Linked DNA regions of Homo sapiens: region 1 is linked to region 2. A link is a contact called in ENCODE Hi-C or POLR2A ChIA-PET data. All regions are on one chromosome and are shown on one strand. Each heading gives the region's core, a stretch centred on a gene start or an enhancer-like site at or near the end of the contact. The rest is flanking DNA. Distances are from core to core; before and after follow the strand shown. Region 1 holds the start of MICOS10-NBL1 (MICOS10-NBL1 readthrough). Region 2 overlaps UBR4 (ubiquitin protein ligase E3 component n-recognin 4).

Region 1 (6,846 bases), core at 3,738-6,237, 520 kb before region 2:
AAACTTTATAGATGAACTAGGCAATGTATGTAGTGGCAGTGGCAGGAATAAGAATAGAGGTCAAAAAGAAGTGTAAAAATGTGACAGGAATAAAGAAAAAGAAAGCAACAAGGGCTAAAAAAGTGGAAAAAAGAGAAGTGGATGTGTAACAAGTAAGGGCCCACTGTGCCCATCACTCAGAGCTCCCTTCCAAGAGAAAGATGGGTTTTAATTTTTGCTATTGTTTTTAGATCCATGGGCTTAATTTATCAGTTCAAACCATACTAGAAATCACCTATTCTTCCACACTATTTGATACAAAATAAATAGAGGTTTTAAAACCCGAATAAGCAGGTAAAATATAACTGCTTTTCTTTTTTTTCCTTTTTCTTTTCTTTTTTTTTTTTTTTGAGAAAGGGTCTTGCTCTGTCGTCTGGGCTGGAGTGCAGTGGTGCGATCACAGCACACTGCAGCCTCAACCTCTAGGCTCAAGAGATCCTCCCACCTCAGCCTCCCAAGTAGCTGGTACCATAGGCGTATGCCACCACACCCAGCTAATATATATATTTTTTGCTGCAATGGGTCTAACTATGTTGCCCAGGCTGGTCTCGACCTCTTGGGCTCAAGTGATCCTCCCACCTTAGACTCCCAAAGTGCTGGGATTATAGGCATGAGCCACTGTGCCTGGCCTAGAACTGCTTTTCTTAAGATAGTAATGGGGGCAAGGGTATTTATAAATAAATGCCTCTTCCTACAGGACAAAATCATATGATAATTTTCTATTAAGATATTATTCAAGCCTCAGGGTGAAAAGATCCTTGAAGATTACTTTTTTAAAGGACCACTGCCTAAAGTACAGGCTTAAGAAAGCTATTTAACTCAGCTATACAACACCTATGCTAAACACGAGTGATTATAATAGTCATCGTACAGCAAACAGGTGGGAAAATAACCCTGGTGAACCCTGGAAGCAAAACACTTTAGGTATAAGACAACCAAACAGAGAAGGACTCACAGAAGTTGCTGTGCATTCACCATGGCTTCCCTTCAGTCTTTGCCAAGCCAGAGTATGAAATTATCAAGATGGACCAGGTGTGGTGGCTCATGCCTGTAATCCTGGCACGTTGGGAGGCCAAGGTAGGTGGATCGTTTGGACCCTGAGTTCAAGACCAGCCTGGGCAACATGGTGAAACCCCATCTCTACAAAAAATACAAAAGTTAGATGGGTATGGTGGTGCGTACCCACAGTCCCAGCTACTCAGGAGGCTGAGGTGGGAGGATCACCTGAGCTCTGGAGGTCAAGGCTGTGGTGAGCTGTGATTGCACCACTGCACTCCAGACTGGGTGACAGAGTGAGACCTTGTCTTAAAAACAACAAAAACCCACAGTGAAATTATCAAGATGGAGCTGAAAGCCTGCATTGGCCTTTTCTTCCTGTCTATGTCTTCCACCAAACCTCTTACCTATCTTATGACAGGCTGCCATTCCCTGAGTCTCCATCTCCATTTTGAAATACCAGAAAAGCAAGCAGCCAATGAGGTTTAAAGAGTTCCAGAACCTCACTACCCAGAGAAAACAGGAAGCAACACGCTCACTATAGAAGAGCGTACACCTTCATGGTTTCAAAGACGACTCAGACTAAAGCCTCCCTTACTTCTTCTCTCTTCCGCCCTCTCTCTCAGCCCATCACCAACAGGACAACTCCCTTATTTCACAGATGGGAAAAAGTTTGAAATTTCTCAAATATGCCCATTTATTCCAGTCTAACAGGTCAGACTTTTATCACCTCACAATCACAGTACTGCTAGTTTCCTCTGCTCCAAATTCATTCTGCCAGAACAATCATACTAAAATTTCATTTACTAGGTTGGTGCAAAAGTAACTGTGGTCTTTGCCAATTTTTTTTTTAATGGCAACCTAATATATTACGTCAATTCCCTGTTGAGGGCAGTGAAATGTCTTATGCTTCTCTATTTGCCCGCTGACTGACCCACAGCTCAATAAATATTTGTTGCTTGAAACCATCCCATGATTACCCACCAGCCTATGCCTAGTGAGCCCTGGAAGCAATAGATTTTTAAGGCAGAGGTGCTGAATACGCAGAAAGCATGTGAAAAAGTCAACAGGCAACTCAAACACCTCCAAGATAAAATGGAATCTCTCTAAGACATTTCACAGTTCTGACTCCACCTAAACCAGCCTCTCTGCACTGAAATTAGGATGCCTGGGTTCTAATCCCAGCTCCTCCACTTCTGGATATTTAACCTCTCTGCGCTTCGATTTACTCCTCATAAAAATCCAACTTGACCTTTGCTTAAGTTCTTCTTCCATCCTACCTGACTATTCAATCCCAAGCCATTCTACAAAGGTCAGTTGAAGGCCCTTCCACACTCTTATTGAATGACCTCAGCCCATCCCTTCAGTCACTTAATATACAACCCTACAGCAAAAGAGTCTGAATCACTCATTTTAACTTATACCTGAGATCGTACATCACCTTGCCTCATTTAATTACTCCACATGTATATGCTGCACCCCTATCAACGTTCTACGCATGAGAGACAGAGTGACACTATTCACTGCCTCACGTGGTCTTCAGTAGCACAATAATATTAATATCAACAACTATTGGCTGGGTGCAGTGGCTCAAGCTTGTAATGCCAGCACTTTGGGAGGCTGAGGATGATGGATCACTTAAGCCCAGAAGTTTGAGACCGGCCTGAGGAATATGGCAAAACACCGTCTCTACCAAAAAATACAAAAATAGTTGAGCATGGTGGCACACACCTATAGTCCCAGCTACTCAGGAGGCTGAGGTGGGAGGATCACTTGAGCCCAAGGAGACAGAAGTTGCAGTGAGCCGAGATCCCACCACTACACTCCAGCCTGGGTGACAGAGCGAGACCCTATTTCAAAAAATAAAAAACAACTACTATGAGTGTGGCGCATTGGCTCATGCCTGTAATCCTGGCATTTTGGGAGGCTGAGGCAGGAGGATCGCTTGAGCCCAGGAGTTAAAAGACCAACCTGGGCAACATAGGGAGACCCTGCCTGTATAAAAAAAATAAGTTAATTAAAAATAAATATAAATAAAATACATTAAAAAATTTTAAAAGCCAGTTATTATGACTACCATTACTGTATACATAAAGCACCAGGCACTGTGCTAAGTAGCTTATGTATTTTTCTGTCCTTTACTTTTTTTAATACTTTCAGGTAAATCTCTTTTGATCACCATTTCGTAGTTGAGAAAGAGACTTTACCCAAAGCTACAAAATTAGTAAGGATGGGCGAGAAGAGTGAGAGTGGATGATTCGAACTCAGCTCTGTCTACCTCCAAAGCCCCTTCTTCTTCTTCTCCTTTTTTTTTTTTTTAAGGGAAGGGTCTCACTTTGTTTCCCAGGCTGGTCTCCAACTCCTGATCTCAGGCGATCCTCCCGCCTCGGCCTCCCAAAGTGCTGGGATTACAGGCCTGAGCCACTTCGCCCAGCTCAAAGCCCTTTCTTAACTATATGACATTGCCTAGTAACTACTTTGGTCATTTCATAGCTAGGTGTTAAGTCTTCTCTCTGAACTGCAAGCTGTTAACAGTAACAAAACAAAAGTGACTGTTTAGTCGCTTCCAAAATAACCCATTCCTAAGTGATCCATATTCAAGCCTTTAAACAAACTAACTCATTTAATCCTCCCAACGACTCCATGAGATAGTAATAATTATTACTGCCGATTTCCAAATAGGAATCAGGCACAGAAAAGTTAAATAACTTGCCCCAAATCACTTGACTGTAAGTGCTGAATTCAGAGGTGAAATGGTAACTTATAAACTGTTTCATTTATTGACTCACTCTCAACAATTTTTATTAAGCACTCTTTTAGGGGCTGGGGATGGGGCAGTGACTAAACCAGAAAACATCCCTGCTCTCATGGAGCTTACAATCTTATTCCTCAATGTTTTCATTCAAAGACACAATCCTAAATCCTCTTAAATACCCTAAGATTACCACACAAAAATATCACATTTGGGTAACAAAAATTAGCATCGAAGAAGGAACATGGGACTTGACCCCAGAAAAGCTGGGTAAAATCCCTAATTTTGCCATTTGTTAGCTGTGACCGTGGGCAAATTCCTTCACCTGACTCTCCATTTCACGGCCTGTAAAAAGATTATTTCGCACAATGAAGACAATATACGCTCAATAAACGAGTTTCCTTTCTCCTCCCCACCATACAGTGACTTCATAATTTGTGCCGTCACTGAGCACGTGTTAAAGGACTACGCAGAAAAACTTAACGTGAACAACTTCTTACTTTCCAGCGCAATTCTCATTCCAGATCATCACCCCTCTAAGTTCAGGCCCCAGACTACTCTGATTCAAATAAATCAGGTGGCAAGTCGGGAATGACAGCAACTCGCATCAGGGCCTGGCGGTGTCTATGAAATGCTCCAGGTGACCTTCTCCAGAAGGCACTTTGGTTTCCGCCGGGGAGCAGCGTGGCCTCCTGAGCCGGTTCCCCGCCGCGTGCCGGGGAATGCACCACCCGGGAGGAGAACCCCGCGGCTCCGGCACGAGGGTGTGCCCCGACACTGTCTTCCACTCAAGAGCTCTGCGACTCTCCTGCCACCTGCCAACCCCGACCACCTCCTCCGGGCTGCAACTCCACCCCGCACCCGGGCTGCTGCTCCGGCTCCTCGGGTCTGTGCCCGCCGCCCGAGTGACCTCCCGCCGGGGCCCGGGCGGCTCGCCCTGGCCGGAGGGGCCGGAAAAGGCCGAGAGGCCTGACCTCCCGTGGGGCTTCCCTTCCTTCCTCCTGGGCAGCGCAGCCTGGAGCCAGCAGCTCTGCACCGGCCGGGCCTGCTGGGGCGAAAAGCCCCTTACCTATCTTCACGACCGCATCCGCCAGACACCGGTCCCACTTCCTGCCGAGCTCCGACTCAGACATGTTCCCCACCCGCGCCTCCAGCTTTCCTCTCGGCCGGCCCCCGCGCTCCGACCCCTGAAAGTCTCGCGAGAGCTGGAAACAAGTCCCAGGTCAGGAAGGCAGGCGCAGACGCTCCAGATATCGCGAGATGATCCGCTGCTTCCATCCCTTCCGGTTTTTTCAGTTGGTCGTCAAGGTGACGAGTTGTCTGGAGGCTCGAGGTGACCCTGACCTTGGGGCTGCGCCTATGGGTTTGCGAGGCTGACAGTTTCCTAGGCGTCACCCCAAGCCGTGACCAGGCCTTTCCTCCTCACCAAAGTGCGACATTGGCCCTGGAAATCCCCCGGGCAAGAGAGGGTACAGACTTGATTTATTCATTCATTAACGTACTCACCTTCACTTTCCCTACTCACTCTCTCATTCGTTCACTGGTTTCTTGCATTGGAATTCCCGCCTGAACCACTAACACCGAAACTGCTCTGGGAAAGATTACCTACCGCCAAATCAAATGGACTCTTTTCTGACCTCTGTACCGCATTCCACACAATTTTCCCTCCCTCTGATCCTCCCTGGCTCCTCTATTCGTTTCACTCCCGGTAACGCCACTCTTTCCTCTTCTCCCCATCTGCTGTTGTCTGTTGGTTTCCTCCAGGGCTGCCTTTTCTCTGCCAGCTGTTTAAGGACTGTTGGTTCGCAAGCTTCCATCAATTCTCTTTTCACTGTACAGACTCTCCCTGAGTAATTGCAAACACTGCCAAATTATATCTCCAGGTAAAACGTCTACCTCAGGCCTCCTATCCATGTATATATTTACACACCCACCCACACACACACACACATACACATACATACACAGGGTGCCCTCTGTATCTGTGGGTTTTGCATCCATGGATTTAACCAACCATGGACCAGAAACATTTTTGAATCAAATAAAAAATAATGCAAAATTTAAAATACAGTACAACTATTTACCTAGGATTTACATTGTATTAGGTATTATAAGTAACCTAGAGATGATTTAAAGTATATGGGAGCCAGCGCAGTGGCATGCGACCGTAGTCCCAGCTACTTGGGAGGCTGAGATGGGAGGATTGCTTGAGACTAGGAGTTCGACTTCATCTCTTTAAAAAAAAATAAGTAATTTTAAAAAAGGATATGTAAGCATGTGTGTAGGTTGTATGCAAATACCACGCCATTTTATATATGGGACTTGAGCATCCTGCATTTTGGTAACTGCGAGATCCTGAAACCAAATGCCCACAGCTATCAAGAGAGATTGTATATCCAGCCTACTGGCTAGTGTCATTGATTTTAGTCTTCCATCCTACCAACAAATAGAAATCTGACCACGTTATGCCTCTGATTAGAAGCTGTCAATGAAGGCCGAGAGCAGTGGCTCACACCTGTAATCCCAACACTCTGGGAGGCTGAGGCGGGAGGATTGTTTGAGGCCAGTAGTTCAAGACCAGCCTAGGCAGCATAGTGAGACTCCTGTCTCTACAAAAAATTTAAAAAATTAGCCAGGCTAATGTGATGTGTGCCTTTAGTCCCAGCTACTTAGGAGGCTGAGGTAGGAGGATCACTTGAGCCTGGGAAGTGGAGGCTACACTGAGCCATGTTCATGCCACTGCACTCCAGCCTGGGCATCAGAGTGATACCCTATCACAAAAGAAAAAAAAAAAAAGCTGTCAATGACTCCCATTCATACACTGGATCTATCCAAGCTTCAACACTGCACTGATTCTAGGAAGCCTAGTCAGATAGAGCTTAGAGCTGCCTTCCCCTTCTCATTGTCCCACTACCCTGCCTACCCGCATTGATTTCTCTATCTAGTACTGAAACATCTGGTTGTAGATATTATCTGCTAGTAGAACTAGAAGTTGCCCCTTCGTCTTCATACTTCCAGTCAGAGCACAATGCCTTGGATAGTAGGGTCTTCTATGAAAT
Region 2 (6,177 bases), core at 2,520-5,019:
CCATATTCCAAGGAACTGGCTGGTCTTTAATCCTGAACTGAATCATTGGATTAAGTAGCAACGATACTGGTTAGAAACAATGGGGTGTGGTGAGCAACTTGGATTATCCCAGGATTTAGGTGATGTCAGGGTGGCTGCATGCTCCATCTTAGACATTACCATTGCTTGATACCAACTTCCTAGCAGCTTGCTGCCATTTAACACAGCACATGTTTGACAAGTTACCGTGTTTGACTGGTTTAGGTCTGCTGGCTTTTAAGAAATTTCTCCTAGTGGGAATGTAAAGACTGAATTAAAACCTTGTTTCCTACCTCATTTATTAGGTTCCATCAAATTCCAAGAGCTTGTCGGGGCCCAAACACAAGGGATACATAGGAATCCTTTGCCTTTCTTTAAGTCACTAGCCTTGCATTTGCCACGTCTGCCCTGGCGATGTCTCCCCCGGTTCCATTTTACCCTGATCTGGAAGATGAGCACTGAGAGAATCAGATGAATTTCATGGAGCATTTTTGTAACCAATAAACTTCTGGGTCCCAGGGCTCCAGAGGTTCTTGCCCACAGCTGCTTTTTTCCAAGCAGAAGGCTAGTCGCTGGAACTCCGAGATGCATACACCACTGTGACTCTTCCCTTGCTCCCAGCATGCCTTGCTCTGTCCTTGTGAGTATCCTCCTAGGGACTTCATGTGATGGAACTGGATTTTCTTTTCCAGGCTGACAGATAAGGCAGTGAAGGACTATTCCGCTTACCGTTCTTCCCTTCTCTTTTGGGCCCTCGTCGATCTCATTTACAACATGTTTAAGGTAAGGAGGCTGTCAGAGGCCCAGTGGGTTTTGGCAAGAGTGTAAAATGTCTGCACTCCTGTCCCTGACTCTGCCTCAGCACCCACATGGCTGCTCCTCCGCTGGGCCTGGGGGCGCTTTTTTCCTAGAAACAAACAACCCCAACTGTGGGAGGGATTGACACTGGCAGCCTGGAGCCTTGTGTCTGTGAGGTACATTTGTTTTGTTTGGTTTTGTTTGGTTTGGTTTGGTTTGGTTTTTTTGAGACGGAGTTTTGTTCTTGTTGCCCAGGCTGGAGTGCAATGGCGTGATCTCGGCTCACTGCAACCTCTGCATCCCGGGTTCAAGTGATTCTCCTGCCTCAGCCTCCCAAGTAGCTGGGATTACAGGCAGGCACCACCACGCCCGGCTAATTTTGTTTTTTTAGTAGAGATGAGGTTTAACCATGTTGGTCAGGCTGGTCTGAAACTCCTGACCTCAGGTGATCCGCCTGCCTTGGCCTCCCAAAGTGCTGCTATTACAGGCATGGGCCACTGTGCCTGGCCCACATTTGTAGCTGAGATCACTCCTGTCACCTGCTCCCGAGCCTGCTCCAGACTCGGCTGTGCAGGAAGACCTTCCCCGCCGGGTCTCTCTTTGCTGCTCTTGCCGTGCTATTGGGATAAGCTCTGTTGCCCTGAGTGAGTCTGACTTACCGCAGCCAGCTTATAACAGGACACTCCTCTCCGGAGAGAATCTGAGTTTTTGAGTTGGTTCCTTTCATCATCGGAATGAGACAGCTCATGGAAGCACATTGACAAGTCCCTTTGCTCTGGGGAATGCGAATGGGAAGTGTACGGGGAGGGAATGCAGCCACTTGTTGGAGCCTGTAGCTTCAGGTGACACAGTGCCTAATAAGGAGGGCCTAAGAGGAATGAAGTGAAATTGTGTCGTTCCTGGAGACAAAACGCACGCTCTAGGGTGCCTGTTGGTATGCTTTGGTGTAGGTTGGGAGGGCTGTCCTTTGAGGGGTTGAAATGGCCTGACTGACTTGAGGCGGAAGATGAGGCAGCAGTAAGTCACCCACCTCTCTTGTCTCCTGTTGATTCTCGTAGAAGGTGCCTACCAGTAACACAGAGGGAGGCTGGTCCTGCTCTCTCGCTGAGTACATCCGCCACAACGACATGCCCATCTACGAAGCTGCCGACAAAGCCCTGAAAACCTTCCAGGAGGAGTTCATGCCAGTGGAGACCTTCTCAGAGTTCCTCGATGTGGCCGGTTAGTGTCAAGGTTTTCTCTTTTAAAGATCCTCCGCAGCAAAGCCCCATGTCTTCCTCCGTGGGTCATCCGTAGCTTTATCTTCACGACCAGAGGAAACGCAGTATGAACCAGCCTGTCAGCTGCCACTGAAAGCCCTGGGAAAGATGCGTAAATAGCAAGTCACCGATAACGAGAACAGCAGCTCTAACATGTACTGAGCACCCCCTCTTTCCCCGACATGGGCTGTTCACTGTATGTGATCTCAGCCCTCGAGGCAGCCCTATATGAGGCAGGAGCTTTGGTTATCCCCATTTTATAGATGGGGTAAATGAGGCTCTGAAGATCAAATAAGTGGCCAAGGGAACATAGCTAGAAAGTGATAGCATCCCTGTTTGAGTCTGTTTTTTAATGGCAGTTCAGAGAATTAACATGCAAATTGGAATGCCCCTGTCTTCCTCCTGCGTCTTAGGTCACAGTTGACCCCAGGGAGGCATGGGCGACCCAGCAGGGCCGCTCTGAACTGTGGGTGTGGGAGACGTGGTCAGACAATTCCTTATCCTACTGCTAGTAAAATTGAAATTCTTTGTGTAACAAATTTGTCATTCTAATTGCAAACAAACACATTAGAATTGGTTTGTATTTCATAACCAAGCACCAAGTGACAGCAGGGGGAGGTGACTTGGCCCGTGCCTGGGAAATCCACCTAGGGTTAAAAGACAGTGCCCTGTGAGGTTGTGGGCGCCGCGGCATTACAGCCCCCATCAGAGCACCCGCCCTACAAAGGTCAGCTCCCCAGAGCCAACGCACAGGTAACCAAACCTGCCAGCTCTTTTTTATGATCTTGTTTCATTTTTTTATGGCATTCGTTGTGGGAATTTTGTAAAGTATAAAGAAGCAGGAAAACAAACTCCCCCCAGATCCCACTGTTAGGAGAACGCCTCTGCTAACATTTTCTCTATCTTGTTATCCTCTGGGAATGAGACCCACTAAAGGGCTAGAGTGTTGCTCAGTGTGAATTCCTCTTTCTTCCCAGCTCAGAGCCAGCTGACCGATTTTCCCAAACAGCTCTGTGCCTCCGCATTGGCTGCCCCTTGCAGTGTCCTCAGCGGAAGCTCTGTGCTGGGATGGTCTTCGTCGACCTGGTGCCTGCCTCCGCGTCTGGGCGGGCCTGTGCTAACACTGCTCACCTCTGTGTGTTTGTTAACTCCACCACCTCTTTACGGCTCCCACTGGCTCTGTTTCAGCCTAGATGTTTCACCAGCATCATACCTTAGCACATGCCTCGCGTTCTTCCCAGAAAGTCAGCCCTGGGACCAGGTGGGCTGGTAAAGTCCTCAGTGCTGGGCCCTGTGCCTGTTGCATGAGCCTGTGTCACTGTGACTGTGGAAGTTGGAGCTAGTGAGAGGAGGAGGAGGTGGGCAGAGGAAGGAGGGTCCCTTGGGCTCGAGCTCCACATCAGCCCTGAGCTGCTGGCAAGCACCCCTGGCCTGCAGCCAGGGAGAGCCAGAGCCTTTGCCAGGCAGCGAGCCTCCGTGCCTTCCACTCCTAGGTCAGGTTTTGACAGCACCACTTTATTACTTTGTTTAAGCTGTTAGAAAATTTCAGAACATCAGACACACCCTATTCAAATGTGAGAACAAAAACACCTTCCAGCAGTGCCTGCTTCTGGAACAGGACTCCTCCTGCGGAACAGGGTTTTGCTCAATGACTACCTCCCCGGTCATGCTGCTGTCCAGTGAGCAGCCGGGCCAGAGCTTGTCGGACCGCAGTGTGTTCTCTGCTAGATGCGGCAGCTGTGACTCAGGGGGAATGGGGGCTGTATGCCTGCTCCTGACACACCTCTGCCCGTTGTGCTTTGCAGGTCTTTTATCAGAAATCACCGATCCAGAGAGCTTCCTGAAGGACCTGTTGAACTCAGTCCCCTGACCACCACACAGCAGCTGCGGCGGCGAAGACGAAGCTGGCTTGCCTTCCACCCTCTGTTCTCCCTCCTTGTGCATTAAGTTCCCTCCGCGGGATGCTGCATTGTTACCCCGCCCTCCCCTCTCTCATTTTTCTTGGTGTGGCTTGGGGTTTTTAGGCTTCCTGTTTTATCTCGTGTGTGTGGTGCACCAGCTATGAGGTTGTCTGTAACCCAAGCCATCAAAGGGCCTGTACATACCTAGGAGCCATGAGTTGTCCCGGCCAGCTTCATACTTGAGTGTGCACATCTTGAGAAATAAACAAGTGACTTAACACACATTGAAAAGGAAGGTGTTGCCTGCTGCTTCAACTCGTCCTCAGTGGCGCAGGCCAAATGGTTTCCCTTGAATGCACAGCCATTTCCGGCGTCAGCCCGGGAAGACTCATGTCAGACCCGCTGTCTCCAGGCCTGTTGTCAGCGCTAAGTGCAACCTGTCTATTCTTGGCCAGCAAGTTGGGGCACCACATTGGATGGCTCTGATTTTTCCCAAAACAAAGCCCATGCCTTGCTCTTAATTTTTTGGCCTTAAGAGCTGGAACCCAAAGACACGTGGAGCCCAGAGCTTTCCTAGCCCTCGGCTGAAGGAAGGCTCGCGGAGTAGGGCACAGTCTTGTTGGACCACAGAGGCCTGGGGAGCATTTGACATTCTCATGCTGCTGTGAATCGGGAATCCCTTGGTGACTTCTCTCCAGGGTTGTCATGTTAAGAGAGGGCCTGGGGCAGACTTAGGATCAGGATAAAGAGAGTGGCTGCTATTGACATTGCCAAGCACCCAGTGTATCTTATTTCTAATCTCTTTGCCCATGAGCCAGAGCCGCTTGCCCAAGGGCTCCCAGCCAGGGGCTGTGGAGTTGTCAGGTTTGTGCCTCCGAAGCTGTGTCCTGACCACTGTGGCTGCCGCTCCTGGAGGCCTCAGACCTGCTCCCCTACACACGTGGGCAGCAGGACTCCCGAGGGCCTCTCCCCAGACTTCGGGAGAAGGCTCACCTCGTGGGAGGGAGGGCTCGCTCATGCCCATCTCCTTTCGTTCTTTGCGGGCCACTCGGCCAACTGACGTCGGCCTCTCCTGTCTGGATGTCCAGTTTCTGTGGCTCACTCCTCAAGCCAGATCATCTGGGACTGAGGGTGGCCTCTGGGCTCCTGTAGACTTCCACAGCCAGGATTTCACATCCCTCCCCAGAGCCTCGGACCGAACAGCCACAAGCAGCCATGAGTGTCGTGCCTGGACTAAGCTGGAGAGACAAAGGCGTTTGTGGCAAGGGCCCAGCTGGAAGCCCTGGCAGGCCAGAGCATGCATGTGCTGGCTTGCACGAGCATACTTTGGTGTTTGTGTTGGGGACACCGGGCTTCTGAGGGACTGGCGTGGCTCCAGGGTGGGGAGCAGCCTGGTTGAAGCGCGGCCAGGCACTCACTCTGTTGTTCAGATCCCAGCTCCACTGCCTGCTGTGTCCACAGTCTCCTCACCTGTCAAATGGGAATATCTATGTGGCGGGAGGGTGCTGAGGTTTCCACGAGCTAATCTGCCTGCTGTGTAGTAACTAGTAGCTTTTCTTACTGTTAGTGAACTTGTTTTAGTCTGAAGGAAGGCACCCATGCCCCAGGTGAAGTCCAGCTGAGTTCAGTGAGGACGATGGAGACCCTTGGTCTTGGCACCCTTCTGCCTTATACTGGGAATGCCTCAGGCTTGCTCCTGCTGTGTGTCTGTGGTTGCCCACTTTCTGCTGGTCTCCGAGAGACTGATTCAGGTGTTCAGGAGTCTGTTCGCTATTACATCACCTCCTTGTGAGAAATAAAGTGGAGCAGCCTCATCCAGACAGCAAAGCAAGGAGGGAGCGTGAGGAGCAGCCAGGTGAGCTGGTGGCATGGGGCCGCCTGTGCAGAGGCCGGCCTCGCTGCTTCATGTGGCTCAGGGAGGCTCAGCACGTCCGTCATCACACCTCAGGGCAGCGAGAGTGGACCTGGTGCCTTCAGAAGCCCACCCGAGGCCTGCTGCTCTGGCCTGCAAAGGTGGAGTCACCAAAGCTCATTACAAAGTGTTTGCTTATTTTTGTCTGCCCTGCATTTTTTTATTTCTTGCAAAGGCCTCAGAGGATGTGGGCCCCAGCCCAAACACATCTTGTTTTCACTAGTAGAGCTTTTCCTAGTGTCTGCACAGGGGTGCTTCCAGTGGCTCTGCCATAGCCCCAGACAAGCTG

What was found. Hi-C counts contacts between places; a loop is a spot of excess contacts on that map. ChIA-PET counts read pairs that join two places held with the same protein, here RNA polymerase II (POLR2A). Pooled maps may share reads with other maps.
Region 1: a pooled map shows a loop between it and region 2 (4-fold over the local background). The contact joins the promoter of MICOS10-NBL1 here to the enhancer-like site in region 2. A Hi-C loop is called at or near these places in 5 of 50 pooled maps. POLR2A ChIA-PET finds 5 or more read pairs at or near these places in 2 of 52 experiments (Panc1 and activated T-cell).

What each region holds. Positions count from the first base shown.
Region 1 is chr1:19,595,120-19,601,965 of GRCh38, reverse strand. It overlaps MICOS10-NBL1 (MICOS10-NBL1 readthrough), which reads right to left and starts at 4,987. Exons shown (of 4, transcript NM_001204089.2): 1 at 4,857-4,987. MICOS10 (mitochondrial contact site and cristae organizing system subunit 10) reads right to left here and starts at 4,987. Exons shown (of 4, transcript NM_001032363.4): 1 at 4,857-4,987. The coding sequence starts at 4,920. MICOS10-DT (MICOS10 divergent transcript) reads left to right here and starts at 5,134. Exons shown (of 2, transcript NR_135054.1): 1 at 5,134-5,256. RefSeq lists a silencer at 4,565-4,774 and an enhancer at 4,895-5,194.
Region 2 is chr1:19,072,600-19,078,776 of GRCh38, reverse strand. It overlaps UBR4 (ubiquitin protein ligase E3 component n-recognin 4), which reads left to right. Exons shown (of 106, transcript NM_020765.3): 104 at 711-801; 105 at 1,875-2,037; 106 at 3,881-4,267. The coding sequence ends at 3,945. Among named protein-coding and RNA genes, the nearest start is that of IFFO2, 120 kb to the right of the region's middle. RefSeq lists a silencer at 1,205-1,373. Within about 2 kb of position 3,769, at least 17 of the 41 ENCODE cell types and tissues checked have a DNase peak (open chromatin) inside an H3K27ac peak, as active enhancers do.